Linked DNA regions of Mus musculus: region 2 is linked to region 1. Evidence: chromatin contacts called from ENCODE Hi-C or POLR2A ChIA-PET data. All regions are on one chromosome and are shown on one strand. Each heading gives the region's core, a stretch centred on a gene start or an enhancer-like site at or near the end of the contact. The rest is flanking DNA. Distances are from core to core; before and after follow the strand shown. Region 1 holds the start of Anapc13 (anaphase promoting complex subunit 13). Region 2 has its middle 5.7 kb from the start of Gm46150.

Evidence for each region. Hi-C counts contacts between places; a loop is a spot of excess contacts on that map. ChIA-PET counts read pairs that join two places held with the same protein, here RNA polymerase II (POLR2A).
Region 2: POLR2A ChIA-PET joins it to region 1 with 21 read pairs in embryonic stem cell. The contact joins the enhancer-like site here to the promoter of Anapc13 in region 1. A Hi-C loop is called at or near these places in 1 of 37 maps with a recorded cell type or tissue (gastrocnemius). POLR2A ChIA-PET finds 5 or more read pairs at or near these places in 4 of 5 experiments (Patski and embryonic stem cell).

What each region holds. Positions count from the first base shown.
Region 1 is chr9:102,622,803-102,630,068 of GRCm38, forward strand. Anapc13 (anaphase promoting complex subunit 13) reads left to right here and starts at 3,494. Exons shown (of 3, transcript NM_181394.3): 1 at 3,494-3,544; 2 at 6,961-7,086. The coding sequence starts at 6,988. Cep63 (centrosomal protein 63) reads right to left here and starts at 3,322. Exons shown (of 17, transcript NM_001081122.1): 1 at 3,102-3,322; 2 at 754-791. The coding sequence starts at 3,179.
Region 2 is chr9:102,685,832-102,693,097 of GRCm38, forward strand. No RefSeq gene overlaps it. Among named protein-coding and RNA genes, the nearest start is that of Gm46150, 5.7 kb to the left of the region's middle. Within about 2 kb of position 4,245, at least 1 of the 3 ENCODE cell types and tissues checked has a DNase peak (open chromatin) inside an H3K27ac peak, as active enhancers do.

The DNA.
Region 1 (7,266 bases), core at 2,244-4,743:
CATTCACTGAGGGAATACTAGGAAGCTGTCAAAAGAGCATACATCTGTGGAGGGGCCTGTGATAAGGTGAAAACAGCTACAAAGCAAGAAGAAGAAGTGTGTTCGCCTTTGGGTGCTTATTTACTGAAGAACAAACTGAGAACTACTGCCTTTACGGAGGGAAGTGATCAGGTGGGGGAGTCAGGGATAAAGCTAACTTTCTACAGAGCAGGTTTGCTCTTTTACAGGGACGATGACAGTGCTTTCTAACTACCACACAGAGAGGAAAGCAGCAGCACTGACCGGGATCCTAGCACTGGGGAGGTGAAGCAGGAAGATCTTAAGTTCAAGGTCATCCTTGACTACAAAAAAACCCAGCTAAAGCAAAACTAGGAGGAAATGATACAATTTCAGGTATCAAAAAAATGTTGGGGCTGGAGAGATGGCTCAGCGATTAAGAGTGCTGACTGCTCTTCTGAAGGTCGTGAGTTCAATTTCCAGCAACCACATGGTGGCTCACAGCCATCTGTGATGAGATCTGATGCCCTCTTCTGTAGTGTCTGAAGACAGCTACAGTGTACTTACATATAATAAATAAATCTTTTTAAAAAATTGTTATATGTTCAAACAATGTAAACACATAGAAGCCTATTGGTTGGTTGGTTGGTTGGTTTTTAAGATAAAGCCCTTGGGTTACTTTTGGAGGTTGCTACGTCACAGATTTAAACACATTCAAGTCTATCTGTTTGTTTTAAGGTGGAGCCCTTGGGTTACCTTTGGAGGTTGCTAGGCCACCAATTCATTGCTGTAGTCTGAAAAGAAAGGAACGGAGTTAAGCATTTTGCTTGCCATTCCTGTACAAACTGTACTTCAGGATAGTCAGCTGCGGAAGGCAAGTTCATCATAAGAGTGCCAGCTAAGCAGCACTGGGCACATGACGCCACTAGAAAGCACCACGGTGGCTCTCACTCAGTAATCGGCCCAGGCACTATTAGCCATGAAGAGCTCCCTATTGACCAAAGGCTCTTGGGCAATTTCATGGTGGCTCAACTGAGCAAACAGCACAGGAACCCCGACATACACAGCTTAATTCTAACATCCCTAGTGGGGTGACTCAGACATTACAAGTCTCCCTGACAATGAACGCAACAGATAATTTTTATAATATAAAACCTATACCTTTGAGTTTTCTTGTACCTGCCATCAAAAATCAAGGCTGAATCTAACACTGTATTTCAAAAGATCATTGTATTGCAACAGAACTTTCTGTAATTATGGAAACATCTTATCAGTATTAATCAGACAATAGCCACTAGGCAGCCTGTGTGTGCTGGGCATTTCCAATGTGGCTAATGCATCTGGGGAACCAAACAGTTCATTTAAAATGTCAGGGCTGGCTGATGACTGCCACACTGGATAGTGTAGTTCAAGATTTAGCCAGTGAAGGAGAGGTCATAGAAGAGGTAGAGGCATAAATTCAAAAATATATACAACCAGCTAAACCTGAGTGATAAAGAAACGGGAGGTAAGAACCTGCTTGGGGGGGGGGGAGAAATAGGGGATTTTCAGAGGGGAAACTAGGAAAGGGGATAACATTTGAAATGTAAATAAAGAAAATATCATATATACACATATAATACATGTATATAATATATATGTATATATATGAAAGAAAGAAATTGAGGGTTTTGATTATTGATTAGAGGGTTTTGAAGGCCTAGCAACCGAATGCAGCTGACAGTTCTCTGTAGGACTTTGGTCTACAAGTCTACAACTTTGGTATTACAAGCACATATGGAATAGCTGAAGAACCTGAACTCACCGGACACTGACACTGTGTGCTTTTTATAAATTTGTACTGATGTAAAAATAGTACTGTGGTTTTTGTAAAACTTAAAAAAGCAACTCTAGCCTTTGGCATGGGGAGCACCTTAAGCTATGACAGTGTGGACTAATGCTGTCACCATCAGCCACCACACAGTACAGGAAAGCCTAAGTAACCGGTCCCTACCGCTCCACGGGAGGAAGCAGCAGCAGCATGATTAACAATATCTCCATTGTTTCTGAAACTTCAGCATATACACATTTTAAAGGGACATGTGTCTGTGGTTTAAGTCTCTAACCCTCTTTAGTTTCGCAGCCTCCTTTACTATACTGACCACTGAGGACGACACAGTAAAAGACAGAGAGCACGGGACAAAAATTAACCTAAAAATGGCGCTGCATTCCAAATAAGATAATTCGTTTCATCATATCGTTAAGCTGCAGCCTTTAAGAATAAGTGTAAAAGCCGGGCGTGGTGGCGCACGCCTTTAATCCCAGCACTCGGGAGGCAGAGGCAGGCGGATTTCTGAGTTCGAGGACAGCCTGGTCTACAGAGTGAGTTCCAGAACAGCCAGGGCTACACAGAGAAACCCTGTCTCGAAAAACAAAACAAAAAAAAAAAGTGTAAAAAGCTAAAGATAACTATAGCCATTGATCTCTGACTTACATACAAAATATAAAATACAAATATTCGAGTTGTACAAAGAGCTATAATAAAGTAATACATTTTTGAAACTCTAAATTGGCCTCAAGAAAGCCAGGCGAGGTGGCGCGGATCCTTAATTAGGAGACATAGGTAGGCCCATCTCTGAGTTTGAGGCCAGCCTGGTCTACACTGCAAGTTCCAGATCATAGCTACAAAGGAGAGCCAGCGCTAGTTGGGGAGAATGGGGAGCACTTTTGGCAACAAGTCTACAGTCTGTAAATGAAAACTAGGTCTGACATCAGAATGCACTAACTCCACGATTTTGTAAAGGACAAAAGCCCATTCACTGTCAAGTGTCTCCGCGTGAAAGCGCTGTTGTGGAATTCCCCTTTCCAAACTTTCACTCCACCAATCTTGTTTCCTATGCTTGACTTGAAAGCGTGAAGCCATCTGCAATTCCCCTGCCATCAGGGGTTCCCGCCACATTTCCGCACCTCTCATACTAACATCACCAAGGAACCCTGCGGGCTTCCCGCTGGGCGGCTAACGCTAAGGCCTGGTCCTACACCGGCGGCAGCAGCAGCAGCCGGGTCCCTTCCCGGGAGCCATGCAGCCCACAGCCCGCAGCCCGCCCTCCCGCAGGCCGAAGCACCTGGCCGGCCAGCCCAGAGTCCCATAGGGAGGAGGAGGAACCCAGGGGCGCGACGACCGGGCAGCCGCAACCCGGCATTGGAAAGCCCCGCGGCAGGTGGGCCGCAACGAGCTGCGGCCGCGGGCCATGAGGCCTGGAGCCTAGCGGCACCACCGTGGCCAGGGCCGAGACCGCACCACAGTTAGCCGCAGCTCGCCCGTCTTTGGGGCATGCGGTCGGTTACAGAGCGCGCCCCCGGCAGAGCGCGCCTCCGGCGGAGCGCGCCCCCGGGCCTGCCCGCCGTTCCTCCGGCCGGGGATGCGCGCAAGTCACAACAAATCGCTGTCCGTCCCGCCCCCTGCCGCAGCGCTTGGACTCACCCACATCCGGGGCTTGAGAGCGCCGCGAGTCACGTGACCCAGAAGAAGGGCGGGGCCGGGAGGAAGCCGACGCGCGCGCAGTGGGTAAGGGTTTTTCGCGCCCGCGGCCCGGGTTTCCGAGGGTGGCCAAGCGTTCGCCCTCGAACTCCGGCGTCTACCGCTTCCAGAGGCGCGGGCCGGTACTTTCAACCGAGCTTCAGAGCCACTTCTTTACTGCACGCTGTGCGGAGTGGAACGGAGCCCCCATGGCGACGCTCGACCTCCCCCCTTGCACTTCCGCATGTAGTATCCTCCCACCCCTCGAACCGGAAGTCGCTGCAGCGGGTGACTGTAGTGTCCCAGGATGGTGGCCTCCGAGGGCCATTTTAGTGTAGGCGCCGTGCTCGTAGCTTAGAAATACATTTACAAAGCTGTGTGCATGAAAGGTGTGTATGTCTCATAGGACGTACGCATCTAATGTCTAGAAAGAGATATCCGGGCAATGTGACAAGCTTTCCTCCTGTTGTCACGTATTGTGCCCAGAGATCTAGGGGACTGGTGAAGGAATGGACCCTTGGGACTGCACTCAGCCTGGGGTCTAAAGGAAACAATCTGAGAGCTGAGAGTTTGATATTATCTGGTATCCGGAGCGGGGGAACTTTCTGTTTACGTAAAGGGTGAGCACCCGAGCACCTGACCCAGGAAAATAGATGTGTTTGGAAGGACGGCCAAGCATAAGTGATGAGGGACGGGGGTGGGTGAAAAGCGTGCTAGTTTCTAAGCATGTAGAAGAGAGTCATGTTACAAAGTATTGAGGCGAACTTGTGGAAAGACTGGGTATCCTTACATTACCGCTGGAGACAGTAGTACCCTGCCAGTCAGTCACAAAGCTGACCTGACTTGTTTCATAGATCATTTGAGGCAAGCAGCAAAGCATTCAAGGACAGAGCCTGCTGAAAAGCTGGAGAGAAAGTCAGAGCACTTTAGAAAAAGGTGCAATCCATAGGGACTGGGAAAGTCAGCACCAGAAGGTGTGAAATGCAGCCCAAGGCTCAGCTACAAAAACAAAAGGCTTGTCAAACCCTGAGGGGTGATTAGAAGTGGCCCTTCAGCTGGCTTTGCGTTATCCACTAGCTAGGGTCTGGTTATGTCTGAGGAAAACTGCTAAGTTATCACCTGGTTTTAACGTGGCAGAGGGAGCTTCAGTGTGTGTGTGTGTGTATACGCGTACACGAAAGTTGTGGTGGTGGGGGAGATTTCTGCGTACAGGTGGAGTTGTAGATGAGTGTAGAGGCCAGAGGTCAACATCAGTGTCTTCCTTTATTACTTTGAATCTTAAACCTGGAGCTTTCTGATTCAGTTAAACTGCCTGGCCTGGCAGCTTCCCAGAGAACACAAGTGTGCCATCGTGCCAGGCTTTTTCTGCGGGTGCCAGGAATCTGAATTCAGGTCTTTTTGCTTGCACAGCAAGCACTTCACTCCACTGAACCTCCTCCCAGGCCCCAGGTTGTTTAATTTTTTAAAGTAAAAAGCCCTTTCCCTCCTACAGACTAGGTAGATAGCGCTAGCTTGCTTGCCTTTATTCTGTTGGAGGCAAGCACATAGCCGCGTAGCACAGTTTGTTTCTTGTATGAGTCTCCCTTCTCTCGGAAACAGAACAGTTCCTGAGAGAGCCACTGGTACTAATCCTCACAAGACCTTTCCTTGGGTTGCCACTTTGTGGCAGGGAGCACAGTAGGGTGTGTTTGTGATAAGGAACAAACTTGGAAGCCAGAAACCCAAAAGCACTGCTTGATGACTGAGTTAGACTGCAACAGTTTCAGGAGAAAAATGTGGAACAATCTGTGGTCTGGGAGCTTAGCAAGCATCCTGAGCACTTGGACCAGGCACTGAAGAGAGCCAGCAAGATGGTTTAGTGGCTTAAAGGCGCTTGCTGCCAAGCCTGGCAACCTGAGTACAATCTCTGGGACCCGCCTGGTGGAAGAAGAGAACCAAAATCCCCAAGTTGTCCTTTGACTTCCACACGAACTTACACATATACATTGTTTCTTTCAAGAAGGAAGTAGGCTGGGTGTTGGGATCACAGCACAAAAGTTCTTGCACCCTCACATATCCAGGGAGGCCGAGATGTTAAGCATGCAGGATTGTTCTTCCAATGTGAGAGATATAAAACTTGTTCAGTCCACAAAGCTGGGAATTGGAAGTGATTGACAGCCTGGTGATCTGCGTTATCTGTTGGGCCAGGCCACATCAACCTACAACCAGGACCGAGGGTGGCTAGTAATTTAAATGACCCTGATAAGCAGGGGTTCCCTAAGCTCCAGAAGTAGCTAAGAGACCAGATGATGTCTATGTTATTGTATGACCTTCCTTAGACCCTTAAGCTAGTACAGGTAACCTATCTCTAGAACCCATCGTCTTGGAAGAAATAACATACCCTAAGTCGAGTTTCAATGTAATTGCACCTCCCTGTGCACCAGAAACTGTTATTACACCAGGAAACTTTCTTCCAAATCATACTATGTTTAAGTTTGTTCGGAGTAAACCGCCTAGCATCAGACCCCCCAAGTCTAAGCAAGACTGATAAAGTCAGTCTGAACCCAGTTTTCATTCTCACCTGACAGTTTGCTTCCCTCCCTGGACTCCTGCAGGGCCCCCTCAGCTGGGGATGGAGGTCGGTTGGCAGTGTGCTTAACTGTAGTATACACAACACCCTGGTTCTGTAACCAGAGCCGGTGGCACAGGCCTGCAATCCCATTGGTGGAGGCAGGAAGATTGGAAGCTTAAGGCTGCTTTTGGCTATAGAGAGTTTGAGACTCTCAAAAAAACAAACAAAAAGGAGGACGCCCAGAGGGATAGAGAACCTGGAGCTGCCACCGTTGATCTTGGATAGTTCTGTTGAGTTCAGTCTGGATGCTGTTTAAGAAAGGAAGTGGTTTCCTGGGTAAGCCCTGCTGGCCACGTTGTTCCTGCCCTGAGAGTTAGCAGCTGGCCTATGGTTGGTCACTTCACACATCCCAGCTCAGTGTCACCCAGCTGTTCCCTTAGCTCCTGTGCCTTTAGACTGCCAATGTTTGGGCCAAGACGGGTGGAGACTTGTGCCAAATCGTAGGGGAGGGCTTCAAGAGCAGGAGCTGACACTCAGGTAAGTCGGTCTGAGTCAAGTCAGAGACTCGTCAAAGACATCACAAGCAGGGAAGGGTGATTGTATAAGATGGTAAAGATAAAAGAAAGTTACATTTCCACGCAGTGTCTTCTAGGACCTTATTCTGAAGACCTGTGTTGCTCTCTGGTTCCACTAGCAGCCTGGTGTGTTGATCAAGCATGTCAGCTGAGGTGAGGAGAGAACTGGAGTCTTTATGTTGTCATCTGACACATACAAGATGGGCCTTTCCTGGGGTAATGTTAAGCACAGCAACAAAACCAGTTTCAAGGTGGAAGTATGAGGAATCCTAGTCCTGGATTATACTATACCTTCACTGTGTTAGAAAAAAAAAAAAAAAGACCTCTTTGGCTTACAGGCCTGACAAGATCAAAGCTGCAGGAGGATGGACAGTGAGGTACAGCGAGATGGAAGGATCTTGGACCTGATTGATGATGCTTGGCGGGAAGATAAGCTGCCATATGAGGATGTCGCCATTCCACTGGTAGGTTGTGATTCGAGCTCAGGAGAAAATGTGGTGAGACTTAGTGGAGGTTGGTGGGAAGTGAAATGCTAAGGCCCAGAAATCCTACTGCCTGGTGTAACTAGCTTCAATACAGGTCATACCAGGGCTGGAGTATACCCGGATTTTTGGAGCCACAAAAGCCCAGAGGGATGCCAAGTG
Region 2 (7,266 bases), core at 2,995-5,494, 64 kb after region 1:
TTTTTCAATTTTTGTGTAAGTGTGTGAGATTTATGTGTAGGGTAAGTACACATGTGTGGAGCCCAGAGGATAACCGCTCCTTCTGAGCTGTTCACCTTGTCTTCTGTGACAAGGTCTCTCTCACTGGGACCCTGAGGCTCACAGACTCAGCATAACCAGCGAGCCGCAGGAATCAACCTGTCCCCACATCTCCATGCTGGGATTACAAGTACCCATCGCCGTATCTGATGATTTGCATGGTGTTGGCTACTACTCCAAGGTCCTTAGGCTTGCGTGTGGCACGCACCTTACTGACTGAGGTATCTTTCCTACCTGCCTTGCTTTGTTCTTTATGGTTTATCTTTGATCAATCTAGATTTGTTTTTTTAAACAGATTTATTTAAGGATTTATTTTCTTTTTAATTTAGGGGTGTGTGTGGGAGGGTGTGCACATGAGTTCCGGTTGTCAGGAGAGGCCTGAGGTGTTGGGTCCCCTGGAACTGGAGCTACAGGTCCTTGTGAGCTGCCTGACGTGGGTGTGAGGACTGAACCCCAGTCTCTGCAAGAGCAACACTCACCCCTCACCACTGAACTGTTTCTCCAGCTTCCCTAAATTTATTTTGTAGGGTATAAGAGGCTGTGTCAAATTTCCTCTTACATTGCCTGTGCTATCAATAATATATCCCATAAGCCACTGGATTAATGATAAACCTATTTAGTCATAATGAGTACTCATGGGATCTGAAATCTATTTACAGATTATATAATTTATTTATAATTTTTTTGTCTCTGCCTGTGCTAGTATCATAATGCCTTGATTTCAGTGAACTTGAATTGTTTTGATATCTGTTGAGGACAGACTCCTGTTATTCTTCACCTAGATATCTCTAGATATCTTAGACAGGTTCTTAATAGTCATAGCTGTTCTGGAACTCTCTAAAGTCTACATAGACCAGGCTGGTCTTGAACTCACAGAGATCCACTTGCCTCTGTCTCCATAGTACTAGGATTAAAGGTGTGTGCCACCACACCTAACCTGTTTTTTTAAGGTGTAATCTAAATTTGGGGAGTATTTATTATTCCTCGGAATCATTTCCACTATTTTATTGTATTAAATAACCCTATAGACATATAATCTATCACGTGTATATATTAGTTTAGAAACAAATGGTTGTTTATGATATTGTATCCCTAAAAAAAATATTGTTTCTTTCAAAAGGATTTCATGGTTCTCTACAAAAAGTGTATTTCTTTGTGCTAAATTTATTCTAAGCACTATGCAATTTTTGCTAGCCTTATAAAGAAAATGTTTTCCCACTTTCATTTCTAGGTGCTTATTATCAAAATAAGAAGGAATATTTAGATGCACGTATCCTCTATCAAGCTATTTCCAAAACTATTTTTTATTTTGGTTGGTTTAGTTTGGTTTTTGGTTTTTGGTTTTTTTTCCAGACAGAGTTTCTCTGTGTAGCCCTGCCTGTCCTGGAACTCACTCTGTAGACCAAGCTGGCCTTGAACTCAGAGATCCACCTACATCTGTCTCCCAAGGGCTAAGACTAAAGGCATGCACCACACACCTGGCTCCAAATTATGTTTTGTTGTTGTTGTTTTGTTTTGTTTTTGTTTTTTTGTTTTTGTTTTTTGAGACAGGGTTTCTCTATGTAGCTCTGGCTATCCTGGAACTCACTTTATAGACCAGGCTGGCCTTGAACTCAGAAATCTGTCTGCCGCTGCCTCCTGAGTGCTGGTATTAAAGGCATGTGCCACCACTCCTGGCTCCAAAATTATGTTCTTAATCCTAGCAATCCTAAAGTCTTCCGGCTACTCTAGATGAGCTATAAGACAAGCTGTGGTATGGCATTAGCTGTGCCCTCTAGCCTGGCAAGGTTCCACCGTCCTACACTGAACGTCCCTTTTGGTCTCTGTCACTGGTTTTGTGTTGTGCTTTCAGGGTAACTTGATTGTGGATCCAGGTCATCTTTGCCACTGAACAGCATAATAATGACTGTTTTCTCTTCCAATTCCTCTGATGAGCTGTATAATTGGAAAAATCGCTCTTTTAGTTCAGTATCCTTACTTTATATAAATAGCTGCAGGTGTGCCCCCTACCACACCCCCATAGGTTCATTTGTCATCTGCCTCTTTTAAAAGCTTTATATCACTGGGGGTGGGGTCCTTTGTCCCCCTCCAAATACCCTCTTACTCTCTAAGCTCACTGAGGTTCAGGTCTGAGCACAGGAGCCCCACTAAAGAACGGTTGTTCTATCCGTGGTGAAAGGGGCAGTTTCTGCCCTGACTGTGACAGCTGCAGGCATGCAAGACTGTATGGCAGACTCTGGCAGACTGCCCGTCTCCCTTGGAAGCATCTGGAAAATGTTCCCCTGGCCTGGCCTCTGAAGTCTCTCCCAACCTTAATGGCAAGAAGACTTAGTCTATTATCTGATACCTTTTCCGTTCTGGGATGGGACACAAAGTATAGATGACTTCATGGAATGTAATGGCAGCCTCTTCCTAGGGTCCCAGGTTTCTCCACAGTTCTAAAGCATGCTCTTCCTTACATTCCCTTCTGATTGGGTGGTTTGTTTGTTTGTTTGTTTGTTTGTGAACTTGACAGAGCTAGAGTCGTCTGAGAAGGGTAAGCCAATCTTGAGAAAATGCCCCTATCAGATTGGCCTGTGGGTGTTTTCTTGATGACCCAGTTCACTGTGGGCAGTGCTATCTCTGAGCAGGTGGTCCTGAGCTATATAAACAACAGCAGCAGCAACCACCACCACCACCTAACTGAGCAAGCCATAGGAAGCAAGCCAGTAAGTAGGGCTCTCCTGTAGCTTCTGCTTCAGTTCTGCCTCCAGTTTCCTGCTCTGAGTTCCTGACTTGACTTTCAGTAAACCCTTTCCTCCCCAGGTTGCTCTTGGTCATGGTGTTCATCCCAGCAATAGAAATCCTAAGACAATCCCACTTCCCAGTGCTTGCTTAAGCCTTACCAGTATTGACCGAACTCCTGGGTGAACAGTCAGCCCTAGCTCCCTCGCCTAACGCTGTTTTTCTCAAGAGTGGCAACAATTCACTTGAAAGCACAGGAAAAGGAAATCACCTTATTGAACTTGGTGATGACAACCTGCGCCCTAGATCTAACTATTGTCATCAATAGTCCAATAAAAAGAGACAAACTGATAGTGTGCTTTTGTTTGTTGTTTAGTTTTCCTAAAGACACAGTCAACACAGTCTGCTTCAAAGTCCCAAACCTAGGTACAATTGGAACAATTGGCTCATAAAAAGGCCTTCCTAGTGGTTGATATGTTTTATAAAACGGGGTATGATGTGGAGGGAGAGGGGTGCCTTAGCGGGCCCATGCTGAGGCGCTCCCCACCCCCAATACACACACCAGGTGTCATATCAGCCATACAACGGGTGTAGCATAAAAGGAAGTTTATTTGGGACGTGGGAAGGGGTTCTGAGGAAGGGAGCAGAGGCAGAGGGGAAAAAAAAAAAAAAGAGGACAGAGGGGGACAGTAAGAGGGAGGAGAAAGAAGAAGAGGCCTCTAGGGAACAGGTGGGGAGAGAGAAAGAAGTTGGAAGGGATGAAGGGAGGAGTAGATGGAGGGAGGGAGGGAGGGAGGGAGAAAGGGAAGGAGAGAGAAAAACAGACTGACAGAGACACAAAAAAGATGGCGAGTTCTTTTTATCTACGAGCCAGGCTCATACCTGGCTGTTGCTAGGTAACTGCTAGGCGGAGCCTAGAGGAAATGCTAACACCTAGCTCTATGAAAGTCCCAGCCTCAAGGGATGGTCAGAGGGTGCTGCCTTCTGCTACCTCCCATGTCAGTTTGAGATTTAAGATAAAACACAGAGCAGAGGGGGTAAGCTTAGTAAAACGGTTGGTACTGAAGCCAATCAATCTAGCATACATCCGTCCCCTCCCTCAAATCGCAGAGCCATGGCGGAGCGAAACCCACCTCAATCTTATTCAGGGTTCTCTGTCTTTGCCCTGCCCGAGACACCCAGTCTCTGGTAGCTTAAGATGCTGGCTGAACATTTCTCCCAAATCCAAATGGTTGAGAGAGTGGGGGCGGGGGGGGAGCGGTACGGTCCTCAAGCGCCATAAAAACAAAACAATACAGCCTTCTTCTGCAGGCGTCTGCTCTTGTCAGTGCCCTCCTCTTGGCCCCCGGAGTGTGCTGAGCGTGTGCACGAATGTGCCCAGGAGCCCAGAGCTCCCGTAGCGGGGCGGGGGCAAGCAGGGCGCTGCGGGGGACCAATGCCGCACAGTAATCGGCTCTCCTCTGCTGGCGCGTGGCCGAGTACCCCCACCCCGAGGGGGTGCGTTCGTTCGCGGTGGAGAATTATCTCATTGTTCCCAGACTCAGCGGCCCCCCACAGCTAGAGATCTTTTCACCCTGGCAGCCGGGCGTCCGGCGCTCAGCCGCTCCCCGCGCACCTGCCCTGCGCCCCCGCCCTCCCGCCCGCCATCTGTCGTCTGAACGCCATTGTCAGCAGCCACGCCTGGCGTCCTGGACGACACCCAAGGGGACCCGGGGCTTAAGTCCCAGAAAGAAGCAAACAAGGAGGGTTTATTCCAGTCCTGTTTGGAAGTGACCTTGAGTAAAATAGACAAGTCTGCGCTGGGAGTGGGGGTTGGAGGAGGGAGGGTCCTGTTCTCCCGTCTGCTGACTTTTCCAAGGGGTTTCGTTGGGGGTCAGAGGGTTGAGGGTACACAACTGGGCTTTTCGGAGAAGCTTTTCTCTCTAGGAGGAGCTACTCAGCAGGCAGATCTCGCAGCGAGCCTCCCATTGGAGCCCCGGGTGGGAACCCATTTCAAATGCAGATGTTCTCTTTGTCTGCCTGCGAGTTTGCCCCTCTGGTTTACCCCAATTGTCGCAGCCTCTGGGGATGCCGGGTTGAAAGAAGAACCTGTCTTTTCTGCCATCACAGGTGCAGCGCTTTCTGGACCCACTAGCCGCCTGCCGCTCGCCTCGCTGTTCTTCTCCCAAGTTTGTTTACCGTCTTCCATCCTGCTTTACCGTTAGAGGAAATTTCAAACACTTCCCTGAGTTTGAAAACAATCGCAAGCAATCCAAAGTTGCAGACACTGAAGTCATGGTGACCTCACCTTTCTAAATCTCTGTGCTCACAAACCTAGGCGCCTCCTCATCCCCTGTAGGGACCTTATAGAACGCGCGCGCGCGCGCGCGCACACACACACACACACACACACACACACACGCACACATCTCACTCCCATGCAGTCCATCAACGTTTTCCCTGGATGGGAAAACAAAGCCCCAAAGACAGGCGATAGTGTGGACAGATGTGAACTTTCACCTCATTGCACAAAAGACCCATTGGGCTCACTGCTCAATTTGGATCTCTATTAGTAGCCAGCACACATCGTGCAGAGGGAAGGTCGGGGATCAAGGGGGCCTTTGGGGATGGTGTCTCCAGGCAGACAGCTCAATGGGAGTTACTACTCCCTTCCTGGAGGTCTCTTTAGTCTGCACCAAGAAAGGAGAGTGCACCCCTGAGTGTCCACTCCCCCAGGAGGCCCACTTACCTGGCTCCAGCTGTCTCCACTGGAGCAAACTGGGACCTGCTCTGTTAGGCTGGGACCCTGGAAAGACCCTGCCCAAAGCTTGGGGGTAAAATATTTACCAGACCAGAATGCATATAAAAGTTTTAATAAAGAGTATGCACTGTGGGAAGGAGAAACACAGCTGTCGGAGTTCTCAGAGGGAGTCGTGGCAGAAGAGTGAAGAGCAAATGGGGCCTTTTGATAACAGACAAGAGAAGTCTCACCCTGTTTTATGCTGAGAGTCACTTTATTTTATGACACCCTTTGTCCTACCTGAAGCAAGTTTTGGGGGTGAGGTGTCTCAGGCCATTCTGAGAGAGGCTGTAGTTATTTAAAGCATTATTGCACTAAGGTTCCTAATGGGTTAAAGGTAGGAAACTTTTCATTTTCTTCTTTCTTTCTCTTTCTTTCTTCCTTCCTTCCTTTCTTTTTTTTTTTTTCTGGCCTTCTTTGACCCTAAATCTTCTAGAATTTCCATCAATAATTCTCCCTACAAACGGGGTACGGGGCGGGGCGGGGGAGAGCATGAAATCAGACTGGAGGGAAATACTGGGAATGCCGATGCCTGGTGTTGTATGGACTTTCTTCTGGAACAGAACCGAATCCCTTTCACAGAGGGGTATCCTCTCTACAAGCTCAGTGCCCACACCACCTCCCCGGGTTTCAAGCACATATGTTCATGCGCCTCAAATGTGTGCAGATAAAGAGGTACACCTGGTGCGCACACCACGTGGTAAAAAAAGAAAAACAAAACAAAACAAACAAACAAAAAAACCTAACAAAAACCCCCAAAGTCTCCTTTCACAGGTTTCCAGATGGCAAGATCTGTTCTGCTTCCCTGCTCGGCCTCCCAAGAAAGGCAAGGCTTCCAACTCAGACTCAGGGTCTCTAAATTTGGCCTTCCTCCTCAGGAAAGGAGCAGTGACAGACAGTACTGCAGAAAGACTTAGGAGCCGATGGGAAAGTGCCAGGCCTGGTAAGCGGGTGACCCGCTCCTGAGTTACCTGCTGAAGGCAAGACCCAGTTCCCCACCTTGTCTAGTGAGATCTGAGCGGAGAGGGTTAGTGGCCTACCATGAACAACAACAAAAAAGAGGCCTTTTTCTTTCCTTTCCATTTCCTTTCTTCCTGCCATTTTTATTTTGTTTTGTTTTTGAGACAGACTCCCTGGTTAGCCCCAGCTGGCCTTGAGCCCCCCTCCCCTCCCCCCTCCCCCTCTCCCTCCCCCCCCCCTTCCCAAATGCAGGGATTACAGGGCTTGAGCACTGCACCTGGTTAAGGCCTCTTTCTGGTTCAGCATTGTAGGCCAGCTTCCGCTGCTGAGACTGGGGATTTGTAAAACAGCTGGGGCACTTCTGGTCACTGTATCAGGTCCCTGGGCCTGGAAGAAGGCCCAACTCCCTTGAGGATGGTCTTCTAGCAGAAGCATTAGATTGCTAAACTCATACAGCACCGAAGCTGCTGGCAGTAACTGCTCAGATAAGTCACGTGGCCAGAGTTACCGTTAACAGCTGAAACGTTCCCCTCAAAGAGTTGTGTGTTAAGGGTCTGACTGACAGCTGATGTACTGACTGGATCATGAGGACTTGGATGTAAGCAAAGGGTTAATTCTCTGAGAAGTTCTGAACTTGACCTGGCCCTGTTAAGGGGCAGGGCCTAGTTTAAGGAAGTAGATCACAAGGGGTTTATTATGGACAGGTGTGGGAGCTGGGGGAGGGA